Linked DNA regions of Homo sapiens: region 1 is linked to region 2. The links are chromatin loops, found by intact Hi-C in ENCODE. Cell type or tissue: ascending aorta. All regions are shown on one strand. Each heading gives the region's core, and the rest is flanking DNA. Links, peaks and the distances in the headings are about the cores only.

Region 1 (5,221 bases), core at 1-5,000, 230 kb after region 2:
CCATGACTGTTTTCTTCATCTCTGTATCCGTAACATTTAACATGATGTCAGGCCAATGTATCAACAAATGTTTATTGAATGAAAGACATGACAGTAACATTGTTTATGAAGTTTTGAAAAGCAAGGGCTCTCTGATACTAACTACAACCATTTTCTTTAAACGTAGGTCCTGTTTGCAGTATCATACATGATCATCAAACTGCTGCTAGAATGCTCACACCTGTTACTGCAAATTCAAAACCCAGGAAAGACTTCTTCCGGGAATTTACTTTAGGTCAGGGTTGGGCTGCCTGGTACCATGCTGCACCCACAACTTGGCAGGCTCAACAACACAGGAGCCTTTCCCCAGACCGTCTGACCTGAACACTTTGTCACCATGCTTGACATACCTGGATGCCCTGCTGAGGTCACTTCGAATGCTCTCATCAACGAGGGGCAGGAAGAAAATAGTGGTTGCTGCATGTTTTCAGCCAATCGTCGGGGGATATTTCTCATTTTCTGTTGAAACCTTGGGGGAAAAAGTAACATAATGTGCTTTAAAAGGACAAAAGTCATTCGACGCTTACCACACTCCTAGAAACCTGGGCTAACCCAGCCAGGGACCCCAATGCTTTTCTGCTGGCTACGGGGCCTCCCTACAGCTCCTCATTCCAATTTCGGTGGCTGTGTGCGGACCAAGTTCTCTTTTGTCGCCTCCCGTCCAAGCCCTACTTGCGATGGGAGAAGCCGTCCCCGAAATCCCGGGCGCCGTGGAGGGGGTCTGGTCTCTGGGTCTCTGGTCACCCGGTCAGTGCCTCCAGCCCCCGGCAGAGCTCTGTTATCGTCCCGGGGCGAGCCCAATTCCGCAGGCTAGGGCCGATGGCGGCGGAACTGTGGTCAGGGCTGCCCTGAGTCATCCTGCGGACTGCGAGTCGGCGACCACCAGGAGGCGAGAGCGGGTTTCCCCTCCAACAGGCCAAAGCACGTGTCTCCACTTACTTCCCACTCCCCTGGGCGGAAGTAGCTCCGTCAGCAACTTCCGGCCGGAAGTGATAACTTACCATAGAGATAGCAGCTAGAGAGTCGATGACTTTGGATCTGGGTCATCCAAGCCGGACTTAAAGGGGTCGCAGCCCGCGCGGTGTGATTAATGGGGACTAGAGCCTGGGCCAGAGGGGAGGGCCCTGGAGCGAGGGAATCAGAAGGAACATCCCATTTCTTGAAAGCCCGCTGGGTTCCTGGAGCCGTGAAAGCATTATCTCTCTACTCCTCATGCAACCCTCTGAATTAAGTGCAAAGACCACTCCTGTCTTGTAGATGAGAAGTGGGGCGCTCCGGAGATGCTTGGTTACTTTTCCAAGCACAGCCGGCCAGGAAGTGGCAGAGCTGGGTTCACACCTAAGTCATTTCTGCTCCAAACCCAATGCCCTTTCCACCACCCCAGGTGGCAGGAAGGAGAAAGCTCAAGAGCAGAGGGGCTACGTGAAGATGCAGGCCGTCCTGGCCTATTGGGATACCCCCTGAAAAGCCTATTGCTCCAAAAGACCTGGTAGATTCCCGACAGTTCACTGTCTGTGGGCACAGGAAGCAACGAACAGGAATCTTGCTCTGAGTCTAATCCCACAACCAAGGAAGAATTGCTGGACCTTGTCTCAGAGGCGTTTGAACCAGAGCAACTCCATCTTGAATAGGGGCTGGGTAAAATAAAGCTGAGACCTACTTGGATGCATTGCTAGGTCATACAGCTCATAAAGACCTTGCTGATCAAACAGGCTGCAGTAAAGAAGACGGCCAAAATCCTCCAAAACCAAGATGGCTATGAGAGTGACCTCTGGTTGCCCTCACTGGTACACGCCCACCAGCGCCATGACAGTTTACAAATGCCGTGGCAACGTCAGGAAGTTACCCTACATGGTCTAAAAAGGGGAGGCATGAATAATCCACCCCTTGTTTAACATATCACCAAGAAATAACCATTAAAAAAAAAAGGCCAGGTACACTTTGGGAGGCCGAGGCAGATGGATCACTTGATGTTGGGAGTTCGAAACCAGCCTGACCAACCTGGTGAAACTCCATCTCTACTAAAAATACAAAATTAGCCAGGTGTGGTGGCACACACTTGTAATCCCAGCTACTTGGGAGTCTGAGGCAGGAGAATCGCTTGAACCCAGGAGGCGGAGGGTGCAGTGAGCCAAGACTGCACCACTGAGGCCAGGCATGGTGGCTCGACCCTGTAATTCCAGCACTTTGGGAGGCCAAGGCGGGCAGATCACCTGTGGTCGGGAGTTTGAGACCAGCCTGACCGACATGGAGAAACCCCGTCTCTACTAAAATTACAAAAAATTAGCCAGGCGTGGTGGTGCATGCCTGTAATCCCAGCTACTTGGGAGGCTGAGGCAAGAGAATTGCTTGAACCAGGCAGGTGGAGGTTGCGGTGAGCCGAGATTGCGCCATTGCACTCTAGCCTGGGCAACAACAGAGAAACTCCGTCTCAAAAAATAAAATAAAATAAAATAAAATAAAGACCGTGCCACTGCACTCCAGCTTGGGTGACAGAGCGAGATTTTTATGACCGCACCTCCTTCACAATGTCTTTGAGTTGTCTCACTCACATTCAACAATACATACTGTTAGTTTTATTAACTTGGAAATATTTAACTTACATTTTTGTTTTGATGGAGGAGCTACAGTTCTGTTTTGTTTTACCATATTTCATGAGTTTACATAAGAATGAAAGGATATAATTGTATAATCAGCTTAACTGGAGTAAACAGGTTTGTAAACAACGCAAGTGGCTTCAGGCAGGCATTGGGCTCACCTGGTTGGAGCAGAAGCCGGGTGCCCCAGGAGGGGAGCCTCCAGGTTTCTTTTGTGTGGGTGATCCCCGTCAGTACCACTTGGAGTGGGAGAGGGACTTTTCTCAAAGGAAGCAGGGGTGAAGGCGTCCTGGACAGGCGAAAACTACAGGCGTCTACTACATGGCCCTACCTCTGCCCCCTGGTGGTGGCTCTTGGTGGCGCTGCTGACCACAGGTGATGTTAGAAACAAGCCAGCCGTGCACCTAGCAGGTCTTCTCCGGGGCTGCCTGTCTGACCTGCAGGATAGAGTCCACACGATTGCTTTCCCCCTCTTTTTCCATTTCTGCTTCATTAGGAAAAAACAAAACTCAACAAATCACCCTTACCTGTCCTGGCCCTGTTGATCTGACCGCCTTTCATCACCTTGGTGCCCACACAGACCCCTGCTCCAGCCATTCTGCCCAGCCCAGCTCCCAGACACTCCGCGCATCCGCACTCCAGCAGAGCACACCTGCCCTTTGAAGCCAGCTCTGGTCCCAGGTGACAGTTTCTTCTCACATGCTCTCCGGTGCCAATTGTTTGACATATCCTGTGTCCCCTGGGCTATTTGTTACACACCTTTCGATGAACACATCTGGTCTCTGTTGAGTGGGGCTGTTCTCTCTAAAGGCAGGGTGTTGTCAGCATCCTCAGCCTTATCGGGAAGATGAGGTCTGCAGCAGGAACCTTTGCCCCCACCTCCCCAGACGAGAGAGGATGAATCCCCCGGAGCTGGGAGGGCTGCAGGAAACAGAGATACACATCTCCTTCCTGGCCAGATGCTTGCTACATCACAGACCCTGCCAGCAGGTCCTGGCACTGCTGCCAGAGAGAATGTGGTGAGAGGCCAGGCATGATGGCTCATGCCTATAATCCCAGCACTTTGGGAGGCTGAGCAGGTGGATCACCTGAGGTCAGGAGTTCAAGACCAGTCTGGCCAACATGGTGAAACCCTGTTTCTACTAAAAATACAAAAATTAGCTGAGTGTGGCAGTGGGTGCCTGTAGTCCCAGCTACTCAGGAGGCTGAGGCAGGAGAATTGCTTGAACCCAGGAAGGGGAGGTTGCCGTGAGCAGAGATCGCACCATTGCACTCCAGCCTGGGTGACAAGAGCGAAACTCCATCTCAAAAAAAAAGAAAGAAAGAAAAGAAAAAGACAAAAAAGAAAGCATAGGGAAGCCGGGCATGGTGGCTCACACCTGTAATCCCAACACTTTGGGAGGCCGAGGCTGGTGGATCACTTGAGGTGAGGAGTTCAAGACCAGCCTGGCCAACACAGTGAAACCCCGTCTCTACTAAAAATACAAAAATTAGCCGAGTATGGCAGCAGGCGCCTGTAGTCCCAGCTACTCGGGAGGTTGAGGCAGGAGAATCACTTGAACCCAGGAGGCGGAGGTTGCAGTGAGCTGAGATTGTGCAACTGCACTCCAGCCTGGGTGACACAGAAAGACTCTGTCTCAAAAAATACATAAATAAATAGTTTTGTTACAATTTTGTATGCAGGGAGTCAGGGACACACTTATATAAACATTTTCTTTCTTTCTTTTTTTGGGTTTTTTTTTTTTTTTTTTTTTGAGAGAGAGTCTTGCTTTGTCACCCAGGCTGGAGTGCAATGGTGCGATCTTGACTCACTGCAACTTTCACCTCCTGGGTTCAAGCGATTCTCCTGCCTCAGCCTCCCGAGTAGCTAGGATTACAGGCATGCGCCACCACGCTTAGTTAATTTTTATATTTTTAGTAGAGATGGGGGTTTCACCAGGTTGGCCACGCTGGTCTTGAACTCCTTACCTTAAGTGATCCGCCTGCCTCAGCCTCCCAAAGTGCTGGGATTACAGGTGTGAGCCACCGCGCCCCGCTAAAAGTTTTCTTCGTTGATTTTGTGAAATTCAAATATAACCCGTGTTCTATATTTTATCTGGCAGCCCTAATTGCAAGGCAAAAGCCACAGTATCCCCCTGCACAGGGCTGAGAGGAAGCAGGTGGGGGCAGGAGAGGTGCCGGCAGTTTGCAGATGTGCAGAGCTAGTGGAAGACATTCCTCAAAGTCCCCATGGTTCAGGAACCCACTTTATTTATGTTTTACTTACTTTAATTTTTTTTTTTTTTGAGACGGTCTCACTCTATCGCTCAGGCTGGAGTACAGTGGCACAATCAGGGATCACTGCAGTCTTGATCTCCTGGGCTGAAGGGATATTCCCGCTTCAGCACCCAACCCCACCCCTGGCCCCAGCAGCTGGGACTACAGGCACGTGCCACCATGCCCAGCTAATGTTTTTTCTTTTTTTCTTTTTTTTTTTGAGACAGAGTTTTGAGAGTTTTGCTCTTGCTGCCCAGGCTGGAGTGCAATGGTACAATCTCAGCTCACTGCAACCTCCGCCTCCTGGGTTCAAGTGATTCTCCTGCCTC
Region 2 (5,472 bases), core at 277-5,276:
AGCGCTAAAGTTTGCCCAGGACGAGAACCTCATTAAGGGAAACAGCTCCGGGACTGTCGTGTTCATTCGGAAGGCAGCCAGTTTACAACTGAGTTTCTAAAAATGTACGTTTTCTTACATGAAAACACATCCGAATGGGATTTTGTAGAAAGCATCTTTCATCAAGGCACAGCCCGAGGGGAGGTCCCCGCTTCATCCCTGGCTGTGCTGTCCTCAGCCAAGGGCAGCAGGGATCAGAGTGGTCTCTGGGGCACAGCACTGGCTGCTTTCAAAGAGTGTTTTGTTCAGTTCATGAAAAGCCCGTGTTTTGTGAGCCTGGGAGGGTGCCATCACTTCCAGCTCCCCAGGGAGCACCACCCCCAAACCCACGCCTCTCTGCTCAGCTCTCAGATCCCCTGCTGGTCACCCATCTGGGCCTCGGCTAGATCATCTATAAAGTGAAGGCCGAACCCGAGGCTCCCCGAGGCCCCTGCCAGCCAGGCGGGTGGAGTGACGTCCTCCTGGGGCTGGTGGCCCAGGAGGCAGGGGACCCACTGTGGTCTGCCCAGGCTGCCTGGTGGGGTGGTCACTCCGAGGACGGCTCCACTGTGCAAGCCTGACGAAGGTCCCTCTCAGCGCTCCCTGCCCTGCGGCTCCTGCTGGGCGGAGAGCAGGACGCTGGGCTCCACACCCACCCGTCCCAGCGGGCCTGAGCCCCCGAGCTCAAACAGATAAGATGCAGTTTCACTGCCACCCAAGCCTTCTGCCGTCTCCCCTGGCCCCCTCCTGAGGTCCGCCTGCTGTGCCCGACTGGGTGTGCTCAGCGGCACAACACACACCCGCTCCACCAGTCCCAACGTGACAATCAAGATGTGGCCCTGAGGCCGGGCGCCGTGGCTCACGCCTGTAATCCCAGCACTTTGGGAGGCTGAGGCGGGCGGATCACGAGATCAGGAGATCGAGACCATCCTGGTTGACACGGTGAAACCCCATCTCTACTAAAAATACAAAAAAATATGGCGGGCGCCTATAGTCCCAGCTGCTTGGGAGGCTGAGGCAGGAGAATGGCATGAACTAGGGAGGCGGAGCTTGCAGTGAGCTGAGATCGCGCCACTGCACTCCAGCCTGGGCAACAGAGCCAGACTCCGTCTCAAAGAAAAAAAAAAAAAAAGATGTGGCCCTGGGAGCAGTGGTGGAGGGGACCACACGTCCTAGAGAGGAGCCACCGAGATGGGCCTCCCTCTCTCAGGCCTCTCAGGGACCCCCCAACACACACATAGTGGCAACCAACAGACCAGGGCCCAAGGCACGTAGGGGTTGACACTCTTAGCGACCTCCCGCTCCATGGCCCGTAGGTCACTTCAGAATACCCAAAGCCTGGAGCTTGGCTCAGCCACCCCATGTCTCCCAGCGCTGGGCTCAGAGGGCGGCATGAGCGGCAGAAACTGTCATCACTGCTAATTACCGATGACGGCGCTGGCCACGTGAGATGGCAGCCACGGCACCGCATGTGAGTGAAGGGACCAAGGAGGCTGGGCCTGGGAGGGAGGGCCTGGAAAGCTGGGGTGAACTAAAGGCAGGGGAGCCCCCTTTCTCTTCATTTGCCTGTTCACGCCCTGATGGGTCTGTGCCTGCGGCAAGGGGGCTGCCAGCGTGAATGGACACACGCACACACATGCACACACACGTGCACACACACGCCAGGCTCCTCTGAGCGCCGGGAGCTTCCCCCTCTATAATCAACTGCCAGGAAGGCACAGAAATGCTATTTTAGGTAGGAGACCGAGGCAGCCTTGAAGACAGACTTTGGCTGGAAGCAAAAAACAAACCACACAGTGGACAAACCAACCACCAGCCAGGTCCAAGCGCCGCCGCCCCAGACCCGAGCCAGGGGGGCAGGTCCCCCACACCCTCCCAAGGTTTCGGCGCCAACAGCCTCAGCATTGACAGTGGCCATGACATGCAAGAATGGCACACTGGAAAATGAAAGGGAAGTAGCCAGGAGAGAGGAGAGCCGAGTTTAAATAAAAGCCAGACTCAGGAGAGCTTAGCTTCTGAGACGGAGTTCATCCCACGAGCTTGGAACCGTCAAAAAGAAAAGAAATATTTCTGTGAAAAATGAGCAAAAGCGCCCTTTGCATGCTTATTCCCCCAGGCATAAATAAAGCCCCGAGTCCAGGGCAGTGGGGGGCGGCCGATGGGGAGGGGGCTGTCTGCGTACCTGAGATCCGGTCCCTCTCCATTCCTACGGATATATTTAGCAGCGGCGGGAGTCCCGGCGTCCCGCTCAGAGGCGGCCTCCCCTTTCTCACCCCCGTCGCCCTCCCTCTCTCAGCCTCCTCCTCCTCCTCCTCCTCCTCTAAAAACACTCTTTGTCTGGTCTAATTTCTTCAATCTGTTGCAATCACGAATGCATCCGAATTACCACATTTCCATGTGCTGATCATATGTTTGTGCTCCAAACTGAAGTAGCATTGTCTCTTCAAAACGGGAGGAAAAAGGGAGCAAAGGAGAGAAATCCAAAAATAGGAGGCAGGAGAGAGGGCCCGAAGTGGGCCCCGAGGAGTCCGGCAGACCACCGGGTCTGCCTGCGAGAGTCCCAGAGTCCCGGCCGCCCGGTCTGGTCGGTGGCTGCAGAGGTCCCGAGTGCGGCTTCCGGCAGCCTCCTCTCTCCACCTCCTCCAGCCCCCGCCGCCCCGAGGCTTGCTGCTCCTTTTTAATATCCACTTGGAGATGCTTAACTTAGACTCTTGGAAACCAACTCACAGAGTCAAATTCCTGACGACTTCCAAAGTCTTTCATTTTCCCTGTCCCGCGATGCTACGATTTCCTTGGGCTTAAGGGTTTAAAAAGCCCAGTTCCTGCGTGCCTGCCTCGCCTTCCTCTGTCCTGGGCTGGCCCCAGCCCTTCTTCACCCTGTACCCCAACGTGGCTGGGCAGGAGGAACGGCCGTGCCCCAGGCCAGCGTGCTGAGAAAAGGTTCCGGAGCACCTGCCCAGGAGGAACCCTGAGAAGTCACCCCCCTCCGTCCCATTAGTCTGCAGTGACAGAGGCAGTTGCCGTCCCCGCCCAGGCAGAGAGGGCGAACGGGACGGGGACTTCCTGGAAGATTCCTACCACACACGCATGAGTCAGTGAGTCTCTAGCCGTCCCCTGGGAGGGAGCGAGTCTTCCTCTCCGGGAACTCGGGGCCCCACTGGGGGATCAGTGCTGTTCCCCACTGTTCATCCGGGGTCCTCAGAGGCTGCTTACTTACCTGGGGGGTCCCCACCAGCACATGGTCAGGGTCCATGCTGAGGCCAAGGGCTCAGCAGAGCAGGTGGGGGTTTACAATGTGGGTCCCTGGGGTGGGAATCAGGGGCATCCTCTCTGTCTTTAAGCTTCACCTCAAGGGTTCATTCAAACCCGAGACACGGAGGCTGGTTCTGTTGGCCCAAGCCTGTTTAAAGAGAATGTGTGTTTGTGCCAAGGCTGAGAACTCAGGCAATCTCTCTGAAAACTCCAGACTGTCAGCTTCTGTTGAGAAAGGGAGGACGCGTGGCCGCACCACGGAAGCCTTCCTGCCTGGCCGCACAGGGCTGGTATAAGACAGTTCTGCTCTTCAGACAAAACACTTTTCAGTCTGTGCTGCTCCCCAAGGCCCCCAACAAATTTACAATATTTGCACCCCTCTACCTCGACACACCCCGCAGGCCTCTGAGTTTACAATCCCTGCCCCACAGAGCCAGGTGAGTTACCTGTGACCAGGTGAGGCCCATGCACAGCCCTCGGCTAGATGACAGAGCCAAAGGCCCTGAAGTGCCACTTCAGGCCACAGTCCCGTCCGCTCTCTGCCTGGGATAGGACCCCAAATGCAATCTCCTTGGCAGAAAGGACATCTTCCTGGGGGGTGGGGAGGACCATTCCCAGCCTTCTGGGAGACATCAAGCAACCACCTCCTCCCAAAGAGCCTGGAGGACAGCCCCACAGGCAGCCAGACAGTGAGGGAGGTGGGGACAGCATCTCAGCCGAGGTGGGAGGCTGGGGAGGAAGGGAGGGATCATAGTCACGAGAGAAGGCTGAATAATGGCCCCAGGGATAGCATGTCCTAATCCCTAGACCTGCAAATGGGACCTTGTTTGGAACAAGAGTTTTTGCATCTGTGATTCAGTTGCAGATCTTGCTGTGGCGAGAGCACCCTGGATGGTCTAGGTGGTCCCTAAAGGCAGTCTCGGTGCTCATACAAGACGGGGGCAGAGGGAGATTTGACACAGACAGGGATGGCCAAGTGGAGATGGGGCCCGGAGAGATCTGTAGATGCTGGTGTTGAAGGTAAGGGCCATGCAGCCACAAGCCAAGGGACACCCACAGCCACCAGAGGCTCAAAGGGGCAGGCGATGAAGGCAGTGGCCCCCAACCTTTTTGGCACCTGGGATCGGTTTCAGGGAAGACAATTTTTCCACAGACCAGGGAGTGGGGAGATGGTTTTGAGATGATTCAAGTGTATTATATTTATTATTTTATTTTATTTTATTTTATTGAGACAGAGTCTCGCTCTGCCACCCAGGCTGGAGTACAGTGGCACTATCTCAGTTCACTGCAACCTCCGCCACCTGGGTTCAAGCAATTCTTCTGCCTCAGCCTCCCAAGAAGCTGGGACTACAGACGCCTGCCACCGTGTCCGGCTAATTTTTGTATTTTTAGTAGAAACGGGGTTTCACCATATTGGCCAGGCTGATCTTGAACTCCTGACCTCGTGATCCGCCAGCCTTGGCCTCCCAAAGTGCTGGGATTACAGGCATAAGCCACTGTGCCTGGCCTTTATTTTTTATTTTTTGAGACAGAGTTTCACTCTGGGATTACAGGTGTGAGCCACTGCACCCGGCCACAAGCACGTTGTATTGATTGTGCACTTTATTTCTATTATTATTATAATATATAATGAGATAATTATACAACTCACCATAATGTAGAATCAGTTGGAGCCCTGAGCTTATTTTCCTGCAACCAGACGGTCCCATCTGGTGGTGATGGGAGACGGTGACAGATCATCAGGCATCAGATTCTCATAAGAAGCACGCAACCTAGATCCCTCACATGTGCCGTTCACAATACGGTTCACTCTCCTATAAGAATCCAATGCCATGGCTGATCAGACAGGAGGCAGAGCTTGGGCAGTAATGCGAGCAATGGGGAGTGACTGTAAATACAGATGAAGCTTCGCTCGCTTGCCAGTCACTCACCTCCTGCTGTGCAGGCCAGTTCCTAATAGGACACACGGGGCTGGGAACCCCTGCCCTAGAGCCTCCAGAGGGCTATGCCCAGTGGACACCCTGATTTCAGCCTGGTGACCCTGATCTCGGATGTGTGGCCTGCAGAGCTGTGAGAGGATGGCTGGGCGTTGTTGTGACCCAGCCAGCTTGTGGCCACTCGTTACAGCAGCTGCAGGAAACTGATGCAGCGCCACAGACGGAGCCAGGGCTCAGCTCACTGGAGTTGCTTTCTGTTATTCTA

What was found. Hi-C counts contacts between places; a loop is a spot of excess contacts. Peaks named below come from ENCODE experiments on the same cell type or tissue, not always from the same donor. Only the 100,000 strongest peaks of a DNase experiment are listed, where the experiment ranks them.
Region 1: it touches region 2 in a loop (4-fold over the local background); 5 of 110 quality-filtered maps call a loop at or near these places.

What each region holds. Positions count from the first base shown.
Region 1 is chr17:77,084,440-77,089,660 of GRCh38, reverse strand. SNHG20 (small nucleolar RNA host gene 20) reads right to left here and starts at 1,018. Exons shown (of 3, transcript NR_027058.1): 1 at 712-1,018; 2 at 390-508. It overlaps MIR6516 (microRNA 6516), which reads right to left and starts at 244; the gene lies at 164-244. It also overlaps a transcript of SEC14L1 not described here and SCARNA16. RefSeq lists enhancers at 537-646, 1-916, 837-1,146, 413-1,612. In ascending aorta, for the core only: CTCF peaks have their summits at 922 (motif pointing right) and 2,990 (motif pointing left); DNase peaks (open chromatin) are centred at 980 and 2,980; H3K4me3 peaks cover 1,557 bases; H3K27ac peaks cover 1,306 bases.
Region 2 is chr17:77,317,077-77,322,548 of GRCh38, reverse strand. The region is part of intron 2 of SEPTIN9 (septin 9); the gene reads right to left. Among named protein-coding and RNA genes, the nearest start is that of SEPTIN9-DT, 38 kb to the right of the region's middle. RefSeq lists a silencer at 1,698-1,910 and an enhancer at 4,853-5,472. In ascending aorta, for the core only: no CTCF peak of the experiment used is centred there; DNase peaks (open chromatin) are centred at 478, 1,452, 1,798, 3,068 and 1 weaker place; H3K4me3 peaks cover 3,213 bases; H3K27ac peaks cover 3,992 bases.